Linked DNA regions of Mus musculus: region 2 is linked to region 1. Evidence: chromatin loops called from intact Hi-C (ENCODE). Cell type or tissue: heart. All regions are shown on one strand.

Region 1 (8,000 bases):
ATTTCAGTGGGAACACTTTATCCGACCTTCTTCACACAAGGTTGTACCCACAGAAGACGGACAAGCAATGCAATCCTGATCTAGGAACCCAGGTTCTTGAGCCAATGAGCTCATTGGATGTGTACATATTTATGATCTAAGTTTGGTGATGATATCCCCCCCCCCGACACTATCTCTTTGTACAATTCTTTGTGGGTTGCAATATGCACACATTCATTCAAGAGGGGCAAAAGAGGTGATGTTTCTTGTTCCTTGAAGAAAGAATATCAGATACCATGATAATAAGTCTCTTTCCAAAGTCCCCCGTTCTGTTGGTGATATAGAATAAGTGTCACATAAGTATACTGGCCCTATTCAGGAAGCAGATATATATTTTTCTATTAGGATAATAAGCTTGTTTTAAATATCCTGACTTTTTTTATCTTTTACCTTTTGTGTGTGTGTGTGTGTGTGTGAAAGAGAGAGAGAGAGAGAGAGAGAGAGAGAGAGTAGGAACCCCAGATCACCCTCTCCACCTCCTCAGTGCTAAGCACGGTCTCAACGCTCAGCATCTTCTTGGTAAAACACGGGTTCTGAGGGTGAAGCCCAGGTCCTCATTGCTTCGAAGGCTAGCACTTTTTAGACAGAGCTATCTCTCCCAACTATTTTTTAATTTAGAAATGTGACCCTGAGGATCTTTTTTTTTCTTTTTTAAACTTAATACTGTTTGAATGTTTCCTATATGTATTCAAGCACTAAATCTTAACAGCCTGTAAGAAATCAATACATACAAAAAGTTTATTCTGACTCCAAGCTATGTTAGCCAGTGTTACAAAGCTGCAGGTGTGTTCTTAGGCTACGTAAATACAAGCCCTAGACTCAAAGGACACTGTAAGTTTTATTTTATTTTATTCTAATTGATCACACTTACTTATATGTGTACTGTGCAATTGGAGTATATCTGAAAAGGGATGAAGAAGAGTTTTTCAAAGCACTTGGAGAAGGTGCTTAAATAGAGCAATCAAACCTGGGTTCAACGTCTCAGAGACCTAACAGGTGGTCCGTGCTTTCATCCCAGCACTCAGAAGACTAAGGCAAGAAACACTGAGTTTGGGGTCAGCCTGGGCTACATCAATAGCAGGTTTCAGGCCAGGCCAACCTGGGCTATTTAATGAGACCTTGTCTCAACTCTTGCGCACACACACACACACACACACACACACACACACACACACACACACACATTAAAAGAAAGAACTGGTATTTACTCTGTATAGCTGCAAATGTCTATAAAGAAAGTAAGTGCCACAGTTAAATAAAACCAGTGCTGAAATCGAAGCGATGCTTTTGATTCTTTTGTTTATTGGGATGCTCAGAAGAAAACCTGTGTGACCAATGGGCAGAGTTTTCACGGTGAATGAAGGGCTCCGGGTAGGGTGAGAGTTGGGGCCCAGGGTCCCATCTGGTTCTGAACATCTTTCGGTCATTAGACTTTGCGCTGGGTTTTTAGAGATCTCTTCATAGCTTTGTGGTGCTTTGTCTCTGTGCTAACAGGCCTTGGGCTGCTGGAAGATTTTTGTTTTGGAAGGATGGATACTGCTGCCAATGTTTTTTGTCTTTACGTCTGCTGTTTCACCATCCTCTTGCTTCTAGGCTGCCACAGTTTATCCCTTCTTCTGAGCAGGATCCTGTTCCGCTTGGGCTTGTTCTCCTCATACACTGAGCCCCAGAAAAGCACCCTGCACAGTCACACTGAAATTGGAGGAGAAACTTAAATATGGCCCAGAGGCGCTTGGGAATGAGGTCTTTGGTGTATAGACCTTTTGCCTTTCTGATGTAGATATATATTAGCGGTCCTGTCAACATCCTTCCAAGTCGTCAGGAATGTTCTACATTAAATTTGTGGATTTGTGGCTTTGGAAAACCTGCTATTGAAATCCTGCAATTTCTCCAACCCTCCCTGTAATCCATGACACCTCGAAAGTTCTGAGTCAGTTCTTGACATTTTCATAACACGAAGTCATAATGAGCAATGTCCCCACCCCGGAACACATTTTCCTCACATTGGCCAACTCTCTTGGGTCCTTTCTTCAAAATGAAAATATAATTTGTAAGAACGTATACTAGATATGCACTTAAAAAAAAAAAAGACAGGATCTCATGTAGACCTAGCTAGCCTCATGCTTGCTTTGTAGCCAAGGCTGGCCTTGAAAACATGAGCTTCTTGCCTCTACCAATGGCTAAGGTTACAGGCGGAAACCACCACATTGCGCCCAGACAACATTTATTCGAATGCTCATTACCGTTTCTCTTGAGCTAGTCCACACTTAAAGTATTGCTGTGGAGATCCCACATTCCTCTAGAATCCTGGGAATCGTTCTTATTTCGCCGCTTTTCTTCTCAGTCTCTATTCTTAGCATATAACAATAGTTTTGAGATAACTGTCAAAACATTTATTGCATGTCTGACAAGTGTTTTCAGTTAAGAATAACGAGCAATGTAAGAAAAAAACCACATAATTGTGTCTTGCATAGTCTAAGTGTCTAGCTGCCATTTAAGGATCTTGCTGCTTTATTAAAGGAGCGACAAACCAGTTACAAAGCGATCAGGGGAGTACCCAGCAAATGCTTCTGAAATTCATAATCAGGCATGGATTAGCCCTGCCTCAACTTAATATATTGTCTCAGAGATTAATAGTAAATACTGTCTTTCTCTTCCTTTTTCTTGGCCTGTAGGCTAGTGTTTAGGCTGGGAGCCTTAGCCTGTTACGATCCCCTGTCGTTCATTTAATAAAAAGAACAGTTGGGAGAAGCATTTTAGCAACTGCATCAGAAGCATCACCTGTGAGAGCCAACGGAGGCTCCAGCGTGGCCAGTATTTGAAAGCTCAGAGTTTGTTTTCGAAAGCTGGTGACGGTTCTCATGTCGCCTGCCACTTCCAGTACTGGCCAAAATAATAATTTTAACGCCTCCCAGTGGATTATGCTAACCTCAACTCAGTTCCTTTAGAGAGATAGAAACCTATATGTCTCCAGCTCGGTCATTATAAATAATATCTACGTGTGCCCCCAAAGCTCTAATTGGCCCCATCTGTATTTCTGACAATTTATAATAACTGAATGGTATCTGCAAAGCAGTTAACTTTCTGGAAAATACTCAAAGACACACACTGAATGCTGCAATACAGAATTGCCTTCGACTCAACGTTTGCCAATTTCTTTGCATGTGTAAGCAGAACTATATTTTCAGAGAAGTTACAGAAGTCCCAGGCTGAAGTGCTATTTAATCTCCTTTCATAAACACCAGCCCTGAGCTACAATTAGCTGCTTGTGGTTGCTGCTAAATTGCTCCCCATAAGATATTTCATAACTTTATGGTTCCCCTGCTCACCATACTATGAAGAATGTGTGAATGCACCTAGGACCCAGGCATTCTTATGTCGATGCTCCAGACATAGATGTTCTTAAACAGTTGATTCCCTGATCATGGATCCTGGTCTTTCAGGCCGTGTGAGAACATCTTTTACACCAAACGGGTACACCTTCGACTCCTTTGGGCTGCACCCCCCAAAAAGGTAGCAGAGACTTAAAGGACCCTTGGCACTTGGTGCGCGTTCACTGGCAGTACCCTAGGCAGAATTGGGGGTCTGGGGTGGTCCTAACCCAGACCGTGGGACTCGCAGAGAATGGGTGCTGTGGAGTGGTGTTGGGGGAGGGGGGAAGGCTTGTTTTGCTGGGTGATTTTTTGGAAAGTAGTCGCTCGCCTGTTTCGCGGGTTTTTAAGCCCCTTGGCATGCCCTGACCTGATCCGGAGGGAGTCAACTGCTCTCAGGAATGTTCCTGGAGAAGGTGGGAGACTGTTTCCCAGGCGAGGCCCTTGGGTGCTGGAGGGCACCCGCGAGGTCAGGCAGGGAGATGCGCGCAGCGGGGGCTGCAGACACCCCCTCCCCCTGGGCGGCGGCGGCGGCGACAATGACCGGACCCGCGCGTCTGCACCGCCCGGCTGTCAAGCGCGGGGGGCGGGCGGGAGGAAGGGGTGGAGGTGCGAGGGGAGGAGGAGGGCTGGCACCGGAGCGCCGCGGTGTCGGTGCAATAAAAATGCATCCCATGGAACTGCCCATGGAGAAGGACGGGACCGAGCCTCGGCGGCCACAGAAGGTGGGAAAAGCGGAGGAGGACAGCCGGGAGGCGGCGGCGGCCGGGAAGTGAAAGGTCTCGCAAAGTTCAGCGTCGGCTGCGGGCGCCGAGCCCTGGGCGAGCGGCGCACCCGCCCTCAGGGCCGCTCAGCCGGCAGCGGCCAGGCCGGCTATGATCCCGGGGCTCCCGCCGCTGCTGAGCTGCCCGGGCCCCGCCAGGCCGGTGCGCGACGGTCACCCCGCCGCCTGGCGCGGCCCCGGCCCGCGGCTCTGTGCCCACGGTGCCCACTGAGCGAGCCTGGCGCTCCGGGAGGAGGAAGAACCACAGAGCCCCCGGTGCTCCCGAGGACCACTGCCGCTTCATCCCACCCGCTCCCGCAGCTGCCCGGCCATGGGGAGCTGCGCACGGCTGCTGCTGCTCTGGGGCTGCTCCGCGGTGGCCGCAGGTGGGTGGTGACGCGGCCGGGCCCCCACCCCTCTTCCCTTGCTCCTGCCCCTCCACCCAAGCTCGGGGGCTGGGGGATATAGGGGATCCCGGACCGGGAGCCCAGAGCTCGGCTATTGAGGATGAAGCCAGTGGCCATGTTCCGTCTCCTTTGCCCGCGACTCCGCAGTTTCAAACACTATTGATTTTTTTTTTTTCTCCTGCAACTGAGATACACATGTCCTTGAATAACCAGATATCCTGGGTACGCCCTGCAGAAGATACAGAGAGATCAATGTTTCTTTCTGGGTTTGGCTTGGGGGGGAAAACTGCCTCTGCACTTGGTGAGGGGGAACAAAGGACCCAGCTCGCCATCCCCGGGCTCTCCATGGCCTGAGGAGTGACGAGGAGGGGTGGCCCAGAGACCCTGGGCGTGCGTGGGCCGAGACCGATCTCTCACTTAGAGAGATCGCCACCTTCCCGGATCTCATTCTGTGTACTTGAGAGCCAGGTAGGGCCACCTGGGGTGAGGGTGAGCGCCCTCTTCCCGGGGCGTTGGCTGCAACGCTGTAGAACTCGGAACTGGGACCATGGGGGGTGATCACTCAGGTGGTGATTGCCCGGAGCTGGCTGACTGCCCCTGGGGAATCGGTACCCTGGCCGAAGCTCTGCAGGAGGTCGGAGGCGGGTCTGTTCCTTGGCTCAGTAACTGGGTTACGGGCAACGGGCAGATGCCCCTCTCCCCTCCCGCTACGGTCCTGTCTCTCTTGGACTGTCTTTAGGCCACCGGTTCCAGGCTTGCTGTGTCTGAGTCCCCGGGAGCCTCCTCTTTCTCTTCTCCCCCTCCCTTCTCGCAGGCCACCTGGTTTTCAGCTAGGTTAAGTACAGCACAGTGGGGTAGTGGGGAAAAATTGTGAGGGTCTGATTTCATCCCCCACCCCAAACCCCTCAGACGGACTTGACTTGCTCCTGAAAGAGACGTGTGGGTTAGAGGAACCGACTGGAAGGTTCCAAGCCCTGGGGCAGGCATCTCTTCAGTTGGTCTGCTTCCATTCTTTTCCCCAGAGCTGCCAGCAACTAAGTCCAGGCTTAAGAGGCTGCGTCCTCTATCAGGGTGCAGCCTGTGTTTGCACTGATAACTACTTCTTATCAAAATTATTAGTGGGTGGAAACTTTTAAATTATTCATTATTTTTTTTTACCCCCAAGGATCTGTCAAACCGCTCACGGTTAAAAGATCTCTCTTGAATTCTTCCTGATCGCACTTCGTATGATGCACTACAAGTCCACACTCCCCCTACTTTTCATAAACCTTTCCCTTTTCAAGTCATGCTATGGCAAACAAAACAAAACAAAAAGCCAAAAACAAGCAAGCAAGCAAGCAAGCAAGCAAGCAAACAAACAAACAAACAAAAAAACCCAACCACCACCACGGGAGCAATCAAGAGGTTGGGAATAAAGAGCACTGGGGGAATGTTGCAAGTCAAAGATACTTGTACAGGCAGTGTGAGACTTTCCCCCTGAAACGCTTCACAGGTGAGTCATAGGACCGTGTTTGTGTGTTTCTGGCCACAGGCAGCTGCTGCGCCCGCTAATCAGAACAATGGCAAACAGAGGCCCCGGCTTGCTGCACATTTTCATTTGACGTGGAATTAAAAAAGAAAAGAAAAATAATGCCCGAGGAAACCTCTTATTTTGGCTGCAAGGCTGTGTGAGGTGGTGATTGTCAGAGTGTGAAATCTCTCCTTCCCAGCCAAAGCTGTCATTTGGCCTTATCCAGTGCCCCTGTGATAACACTTCAGAGGTTCTGTCTCTTAAACAGAAACACCCAATTAGCCAGAATTGGGGGGTTTGGGTTTTCTTTTTCCTTCTTTTCCTCTGTGTTTTAATTTTTCTTAAATGGACAATTCTTTGCTTACGGTATTCATAATTAACACGACAAACCCAAATTAAAGGATTATGACAAGTAGTCAGAACGCGAATGAGTGGGTGCTGTTTGTCACTCTAAGTGCTTTCGAAGCATTAAGGTGGGTTAGGGGTTTGGAAGGCAGAGCTTGCTACTTTAAAGGGTGTTTCGTTCATGACAGTTGTTAGTGGTGCCGTTGGCGTGCCAGACTGGCAGTGTTCTCCAGCTAAGCAAACAGATAAGTACTCTATACCACAGTCTGTCATAGGAAGAAGCACTTAAGAGGCCAAAAGCAGGTACAATAAGCTTTCCTGTCGTTTGGTAGTTTGAAGAGTTGGGTCCCCCCCCCACTCGTAGCTATATTTAGTTAATATTAGGCATGGATATCACATATTTCAGAACCAGTGGTTTCTAGCTTTGCCACCTGAAAAGAAGTCCTATTGCATATTTTTTTTAAAGATTCATTTATTTATTATATGTAAGTACACTGTAGCTGTCTTCAGACAATCCAGAAGAGGGAGTCAGATCTTGTTATGGATGGTTGTGAGCCACCATGTGGTTGCTGGGATTTGAACTCCGAACCTTCGGAAGAGCAGTCGGGTGCTCTTACCCACTGAGCCATCTCACCAGCCCTATTGCATATTTTTAAACCATTTTGTGATTATGATTTTCCTAGAGAACTACCTTTTTACTGGATACACACACACACACACACACACACACACACACACATACACACATACACACACCTAAACCTAAAAGCAGCCAGGTAGATGAAACCTTAGGAACAATACCCAAGGTATTCTGGCTTCCTCGTGCACACACCCATGTGCACACTCACACATTCATTTGCACTCGTGAACACATTATCATCTATCGAGCACACACACACTTGTGTATATGAACCTATTTGAATGCACGATAGCATTCATGGTCCCGTTTGCTAAATTCTTCTCATTATAGAAAGGCCCAGGGTCTTTGGATGATACCTTGACTGTTGTAGATGTTTCAGCTATGCAGAAGAGCACCCCCATTTCCCGTGGGTTTGTCTTGAGTGACATATACTTTCCCCTCCTCAGGCTTGAATGGAGTAGCCGGAGCGAACTCCCGCTGTGAGAAAGCATGCAACCCTCGCATGGGAAACTTGGCTTTGGGAAGAAAGCTCCGGGCAGACACAATGTGTGGCCAGAACGCCACCGAACTCTTCTGCTTCTACAGTGAGAATGCTGACCTCACTTGCCGGCAGCCCAAGTGTGATAAATGCAACGCTGCCCATTCTCACCTGGCTCACCCACCCTCTGCCATGGCAGACTCATCCTTCAGGTTTCCCCGGACATGGTGGCAGTCTGCAGAGGATGTGCACAGGGAAAAGATTCAGCTAGACCTGGAAGCAGAATTCTACTTCACTCACCTAATTATGGTGTTCAAGTCTCCCAGGCCTGCAGCCATGGTGCTGGACCGGTCCCAGGACTTTGGGAAGACCTGGAAGCCTTACAAGTACTTTGCAACAAACTGCTCGGCTACTTTTGGCCTGGAAGATGATGTTGTCAAGAAGGGA
Region 2 (8,000 bases), 62 kb after region 1:
ACTCATGGAGAGCCAGACCCTCAACGGTCACTTACTTTCAGCATAGTGACTAGTGATGACTATCTATATTAACCATTGCTCTGAATGGAGTCTCTGGAAACTTCTTAACATTTTCAGTAGCCTAGAAACTCCATTAGCAGGACCCAGTGTTTTGGTTTGGTTTGGTTTGGTTTGGTTTGGTTTGGTTTGCTTTGCTTTGCTTTTTGCTTTGCTTTGCTTTTTCAAGACAGGGTTTCTTTGTAGTCTTGGCTAACCTAGAATGAGTTCTATAGACCAAGCTGGCTTCAAACTCACAGAGGATCACCTGTCTCTGCCTCCTCAATGCTGGAATTAAAGGCATGTGGAGCCAGTGTTTTAAGTGCACAGGAAGAAAGGTTTTGTGTGCAAAACCAAGGAGTTTCTTAAGCTCTTCTCCACCCCTACTTGCTTGACACTTATTTGTAGCAGGTGTGGGAAATCACAGCTAATCCTCCTATGTCCCATTATCTTTAACTTCCTGGTTTCACTACAAATCCAAGCCAACTCTGTCCTGAAATACTCTATGCACGTGTGTGTGTGTGTGTGTGTGTGTGTGTGTGTGTGTGTGTGTGTTTGTGTGGTATATACATGTGTGCACATATACGTACCTAAATACAGGCACATGCATGCCACAGCACAAATGTGGTGCTCAGAGGACAACTTATAGAAGTTGGTTCTCTCGTTCCACCATGTGGGTTTCAGAGATAAGATTCAGGTCACAGTCTTGGTGGGCAGCATCCTTTGAACCATCTCACCAGTTCCTGAATGCCCATGAAGGGCAAACTGGCTTGGGACACGCTAACATCATTTAGGGATCACTCTGAACAGGCTTGGGCAATGTGGATCCCTCAGCATCCACCCTCTGGGTCTTACAAACAGAACTGTTCAGGGGTTAGGTGGGGAACTCTGCAGTCAGGCTACTAGAATTCAAGTCATTGGACCGCTTTTTGAGGCTTTGGGCAAGTTATTTAAGCCCTCTGGGTCTTGGTTTAATCAGTTCTGAAACTAGGCAGTGCCTATTATCCCTGGCTTCTAATAAGGTTTTTGTGTGAACCGAGTTAATTAATATTCATATGGTGCCTAGAATGACACATGGCGTGTTGTAAAAGCCGTGCAGTATAGTCACAACTATTGCTGGTGTTTGTTGTCATCCCATGATAGAGCCATGTTGCAGTTTGTCCCTCAGAGACTGGAGTATGTACCGACACAGCCTTTACAGAAAGTACCTTGGTCATGCCGAATTCCCAAATAACTGTAGGGACCTCATGCCCACTTCACAATAGCTAACTCAGCCTTCTAAGCAGTTTTAAACAAATGGCTAAGGTTGCCGATGCTCTGCTCAACATGTATCAACCCAAGGAAAAAATAGTGCATATTTTCTGATAACCTGTTATATTCTAGTTACTGGAAATTCAAAGAAACTGAAGCCACTCTTCCCTGCAAGGGTTTATAATCTAGCGGAGAGAGATAAGTATTCGGTTCTCACAGGAGCGCGACCGCTTAGCACTTCCTTCAGAAATTTGCATCAGCTCCATTCATGCTTTTCCCCAAAATGTCAGTCAAGGACTGGTCTTGGCAAATTAGTGAAGTAGACAAAGTCTGTCTTTGGCTCCTTTCCTCTCCGCTTAAGACATTCCTTTCTGTTCCTCCAGGAAGTCCATTCCTCCTCCAAGCGACTGCGTCTGTGCTTGTAGGATTAGGAGCGGAGAGTCAGCATCTCTGCGGATGGGGTTTTCAATAACTCTTTAAGGTGTAATTATGTTAAGAGCTTCGGACTCTGACACATCACTAGGGCTGGAAGACTGAATCTCTACGAGACACATTGCAGCGTTCAAGCAAGATGGAAAGAACAGTCTTAAATACGAATCGGCTTTTGTCCTGGGGTTGTGATCTCTTTTTGTCTTTCCTAGCCGCACAGCCCATGCTTTCTGATACGAGCTGTTTTCGCTAGTGTTCCGGTGCAGACCAGAGAATAAACCACACGGCTGTTTGTTTCCTTTGCCTTCTTCCTGTCTGGGTTTCTAGCCATGGATTGGACTCCCTTCAACCTCTTTTGTCCATTAGGACAGAATGTTTCAAGCTTCTTTTCCACCAAACTCACCCTGAGCTTCCTTCTTCCCCACAGAACTCTTACTTCTGTTGAATTAAAACGTGCAGTCCTCTAACTGAAAAGGGCGCATTTTATTATTATTATTATTTTAATGGAAAGACACGTTTCCTTGCAGTGTTTTCTATCCCTAGGTTGTAGTGTAGCATTGCTGTGCATGTTTTTGCCCCACGTAAGAACAGGTTTCAGCAGGCCAGCCTGTTCTTAGAATTCATCTCTTCCCATGCATGAGAAGTTCGTTCTTTTAGAAGCTAATCCTTTTTCTCTAAAAGGGATATACCATCTCCTCAGAAACTCCTCCGTTTCCCTTCCCATTTGGTCTTCAGAGGCCACACGGCATCTTTCCTCTTTCTAGGTAATTTGTTAGCATTAAACAGAGGTTCCATTAGACGGCAGCAGCTACCATTAAGCATGCATTCCTCTTGGCTCACAGAATCTTTTCTTTTCACACTTTTTTTTTAAGTTTTAATGACAGTATGAAACAATATTCATGTTCTACCCGTATTCAAAGCTGAACGGTGATGATAAAATCATGCATATATATGTATGTATGTTTATAAACACACACATATATATATATATACAAAGGACAAGAAAATTACTTTAATTTTGAAATTAAGGATTTATTACTATGAAATGGTAAAACACATTTCCCATTGACTTACACTATTGTTCTCTGTAGAATTTGAACAAAAGTGGTTATACGTCTCTTTTTTCTCAGAACATAGTGGGAAGCCAATTTTGTCAAACATTCCCCAAGGAACTGAGCATGAGTCCCTAGGTACATTAGCCCTCTTGATATGGTGAAGGTCCATGGAGAATGTCATCACCAGACAACAAAGTGCATGGCTATTGTGGGGGTGATAATTAGAACAACCCAGAGTCTAAAATGGCTCAAGCTGTCCCTGAGCCATAGGAAGGAAGCAGAGAGAGAAACCAAAGACAGAAATAACAGTGACCAGGACTTACTGCAAGTCACAGGCAACAGACAGGTGGAGCTCCACCTTCAGAGACTATGACTGTTCATTCATTTCTTTATCTGTGCTACATAGAGCAAGAAGTAAGAAATAAGCTCATGGCTCTTCGGTGTTTCACGCCAGGAGTTTCCGACATTGGTGAGAGGATGGCCGAATCTTCTGATAGCTCAGAAAGAATTGCAGCTTGTGTCTGGCTGTCAACAGTTGAACGACATCCAGAGTGTGAAGAAGCAGGCTTTGATAGCACATTACTTTCTTTTAAGGACCCTAGAGTATTTATAGGTTATTGAAGACAGTTCTCCTTCTAATATTTAAATATTCTATAACATCTTGGAGCTGCAGAGATGGCTCAGTGGCTAATAGCATATTCTGCTCTAGCAGACAGCCCATATTTGGTTCCCAACACTCATTTGGAGGTTCACAACTGCCTGTAACCCCAGCTTCTTGGGATGTGGTGCCCTCTTCTAGAGTCTGCAGATAACAGCACTCACAGGTATGGACACACAGATACATAGTTAAAAATAAAATCAACCCTTTTTTGAATCTACATATCAAAATCTACATATAAATAAGTGGCTGTTCAATTGCATGTACCTGATACTGTCTGTGATCAGATTCCCACCACCTCATACCATACCCAGTGTCCTCCATCATGTGATACATGACTTCTTAAAGCCAAAAGGAACCAATAAAAAGAAACCTTATTATCCTAGGTCTGTGCTCTGAGAATGGATCTGAAAGGCATTCATGGCTCAGTTTTGGCCTCACCTAAATCCTTATGTGTACAGCTTCAAATATGAAGAGGAGATATTTTCCTTTTCTTTGTTTTGTTTTGTTTGTTGCGGGTGGCTTAGGGTTTCTTTCTTTCTTTTTTCTGTTTTTTTGTTTGTTTGTCTGTTTGTTTTTGGTTTTTTTGTTTTTTGTTTTTTTTTTTTTTTTGAGACAGGGTTTCTTTGTGTAGCCTTGGCTATCCTAGAACTCACTCTGTAGTCCAGGCTGGCCTCCAATTCACAGAGATCCTCCTGCCTCTGCCTCCCAAATATTGGGATTAAAGGCACATGCCGCTGCCACCTGGCCACATTTCTGGGTTTAATATACAATTACGGTAGCAAAATCGCACAGCTCAAACATAATGAGCCCACTGGTCCAGTAAATCCTCCAATGGCTTGTTTTAAGTTTGCACAAGTACCTTCCTGTGAGGAATGCGCTAAAAACTAGTAGAAAACAGGTCAATATTAGTGGTAAAAAGACTTGCATGTAAATAGAAAAACTGGCCAGGCACTGGTAGTGTACACCTTCAATCCCAGCACTCGGGAAGCAGAGGTAGATGCTATCTGAGTTCGAGGCCAGCCTGGTCTACAGCATGAGTTCCAGATCATCTAGGGCTACACAAAGAAACTCTGTCTCAAAAAGGAAAAAAAGACTTTGGTCATTGAAAGAGAAAACGTGTCCTTAGCATTACCAGAGGGGTTTCTGAAACCCCTACAATATTCAAATACCTCCTGGGTAATTAGAAGTTGTAGATTGTGGTCAAGACTCATTTCTTGTTTTCCAGTTAGACACCAGACACCACTGTTAGATGCAATCTTCCTAGCATAACTCCATTTTCTTACTCTCTACCTAGTTCGTGTTTATGGACCAAATAGGAGTTATGTTTAATTACTGAGGTTTCTTTTCTTCTGTTTGTCCTCTGAGGAAGACCTGGTTTTCCTTGCACATTTTTCACAAGCATCAAATAGTGGGCGATCCTTCAAGCTTGAACAGCAATAGTCGTTATCGCTGAGGAAGGATTTTTGGTCTCAAACTGTCTGGGTAATGATTTACAGCTATTTTGGGTAATTCTCAAAATGACAGCTCCTTGAATTTTTTTTCTATGTGCAGAAAAATGTGCTGGCCTAGCATCTTCAGACCCTGGGAGGTGCTTCTCAGCTCTTGGCAGATGGGAAGGAAGGAATGCTCATGATGAAACAGACCTGTCAATATTATCCTGTGATACACTCGGGTGTTTGATGGGGTTACCCCTCCCCAAATGTCTAGGACCTCCTGAGGTGTGGAATTGGTGAGACAGAATAACCTATGAGTTGAGAGAATTCATATGTAGGCTTTGGACCTTCCAAGATTAAACTTGATAAACTGAATTCTTGGCAATAGTTGAATTCCTGTAATGAAAAGCAATAGTACCATTCAATATCACCTTCGTATAACCCTTGATAAATGGATGCTTAAAAAAAAATGGAGAAGATACAAACAAGGAACAAAAAAAATAATTTCTGTTTAAAATTAAAATCTAAGACGTGTCATTGGATATTGAGAGACATAAGCTGGGGCAAGGGTGAAGAAACAATAAGAGAGGAAGGGAAAGAAAAGTGTTTTATTAGACGAGAGGAAGAAAGCAGAAAGACGTTTGTTTTCTTCAATGTGAAGAAAAGAAAGTGTAGTTAGTACACTTCTCAATTCTTTTTGCTTAAAAATCTTTAATGTGTCCGCATCATCTGCAGGGTAAATCCCAGACTCACTGAGCTGACGTTTGGTGAATGCCATGCTCGTTCTAGGCCAACCGTAGCTCTCTAATGCATACTCTGGTTTATTTATGAGCTGTTCTTTGCCCATCTCTTTACAAGTCTCATCATCTTGTCTTCCATCCATGATGAAAATCCTGTGTGACCTTTCAGACTCAGCCTCAAGGACCACACCTGCCCCCAGTTTCCCCTACATCTTCTTTCTTCTTTGTTTCCACGGCCTGGGAAGCCTCCTTTCTTCAGCCTGTTAGAAGTTCATCCCATCAGGCCCTGTGCCTTTCTTTCTTTTTTTTTTTTTTTTTTTTTAAAGATTTATTTATTTATTATATGTAAGTACACTGTAGCTGTCCTCAGACACTCCGGAAGAGGGCATCAGATCTTGTTACAGATGGTTGTGAGCCACCATGTGGTTGCTGGGATTTGAACTTCAAACCTTTGGAAGAGCAGTCGGGTGCTCTTACCCACTGAGCCATCTCACCAGCCCCAACCCTGTGCCTTTCATAGTGCCCTCCACAGCCGTCAAACCTACGCTTAATTCTAAGCCTTTGAACTCCAACATTTCCCTTCTCCTGCTTGAGCACTGCCTTGCTTGCTGTTGCATTTTCCTGCATAAAGCTCTTCGCTCCAACCATCCCATATCCTGTCCTTTATAAAAATTATTTTTATTTTTAATTATGGCTGTGTGCACACACAAGAGTGCAAGTACCTGCAAAGGCCAGAGGAATTGGATTCCCCTGGAGCTGGAGTTACTTACAGGCAGCTGTGAGCTCCCTCATATGGTGGCTGGGAATTGAACTTGGGTCGTCTTGAAGAGCCAGATGAGCCCTAAACTCAGATCCGTTTTTTTTTAATGTATATGGGTGTTTCGACTGAGCCATCTCTCCAGCAACAACCAACTCCTCATCCTTTCTTAAAGAAAAGGAATACTGTGGCCAGAGAGATGTTCTTCACTTAAAAGTGCTTTCAGCTTTCCCAGAGGACCCTAGTTCAGTCCCCAGCACCAAGGTCAGGAAGCTCACAGTAGCCTGTAACTTCAGCTCTAGGGATCCAACTCCCTCTTCTGGCCCCTGGAAGCACCCACACACATGTGGCATACAGTCACACACACACAGAAGTAAAAATAAATAAATAGAAAGGTGCCGCTTTGGGGAGCAAACTCAGTGTAGCAGAGTGATCATCAAGCTCATCACTAAACGTTCACTGACCGATTGGCATGATTTAGCACCCTTTGTTGTTGTTGTTGTTGTTGTTTTGAGACAGGGTTTCTCTGTATAGCCCTGGCTGTCCTGGAACTCACTCTGTAGACCAGGCTGGCCTCGAACTCAGAAATCTGCCTGCCTCTGCCTCCTGAGTGCTGGGATTAAAGGCATGCGCTACCATGCCCGGCTGATTTATCCCCTTTTATGCTGAATTACTTTAACTACTGTTTTTCAAGAAAAACTTGCAGATTCATATTTATAAACCCCATTCAGAGTCATTTCACAAAGTCGCATATCCGGTCCCTGTATCAGTTTCCAGAGATGCGTTTTGTTACTGGGCTCCATGGTAATTCTTCCTAGGTAGCACTTGAGAATCCAAAGAGTTTTTTAATGTTATCAATGGAATAAAACCAACTATTTTCTTAACAATTTTGCTAAAGCATTCCTCTCTGTGAAACACACTGTTGTAGATAAACCTCATGAATTCAGTTGTGGGGTCAAAAGAAAAGCCCACTAATTATGACAAAGTATATTCAAATCTGAGCAGTATATTTTGGCCCTTTGATTAATTATACTTCTAGGAAATATATTTAAGAGAAATAAAGAGTTATACAAATACTTAGTTATAGGGATATTCATGGTAGCACTAGATATATCAATAGTTTATACTTTTATAATAAGAAAGTATGGGATTGCACAAATAAACTGCTTATCCTACAAGAGACTCGATTATACACAAGGATATTTTAAAAGGTACATAGATATTCCTTTTTTTTTTTTGATAGAGTACTAAGGATTGAACCCAAGGGTACACACTCTAGCACTTAGCTACATATTACATATTCCCAATATATTATGCAGAAAAGGTCTTTCATTGCATTGAAGGCACTAGGAATATATTTTTTCAAATGTTGATATCAATTTTTTTAAAGATTACAAGTTTCTAAATTTTCTACAGTAACAATGCATTATTTTGTGCTAGGCATGTTTTTATTTAAGGATATTAAAATTAACTTAAATACTTAGCCAATACTGCAGAATTTCTCACTGGAGCCATATATTCTATAGTCAAGGAAAAGTATTGTTTCTTCCTTTGAGTTAATCACAAGACAGACTAAAAGAATTTTTCCCCCATGCTAGCTAACTTCTTCAAAAAAGTGAATTAGTGCCTTACAGATAA

Evidence for each region. Hi-C counts contacts between places; a loop is a spot of excess contacts. Peaks named below come from ENCODE experiments on the same cell type or tissue, not always from the same donor. Only the 100,000 strongest peaks of a DNase experiment are listed, where the experiment ranks them.
Region 2: a loop joins it to region 1, with 1.8 times the contacts of the local background. A loop is called at or near these places in 4 of 42 quality-filtered maps.

The regions. Positions count from the first base shown.
Region 1 is chr10:93,636,950-93,644,949 of GRCm38, forward strand. It overlaps Ntn4 (netrin 4), which reads left to right and starts at 4,100. Exons shown (of 10, transcript NM_021320.3): 1 at 4,100-4,559; 2 at 7,522-8,000. The coding sequence starts at 4,505. In heart, no CTCF peak of the experiment used is centred here; DNase peaks (open chromatin) are centred at 4,162, 4,622 and 5,282; H3K4me3 peaks cover 2,206 bases; H3K27ac peaks cover 1,719 bases; H3K27me3 peaks cover 6,344 bases.
Region 2 is chr10:93,699,192-93,707,191 of GRCm38, forward strand. All of the region lies in intron 3 of Ntn4 (netrin 4), which reads left to right. Among named protein-coding and RNA genes, the nearest start is that of Gm15915, 20 kb to the left of the region's middle. In heart, a CTCF peak has its summit at 3,123; no DNase peak of the experiment used is centred here; H3K4me3 peaks cover 132 bases.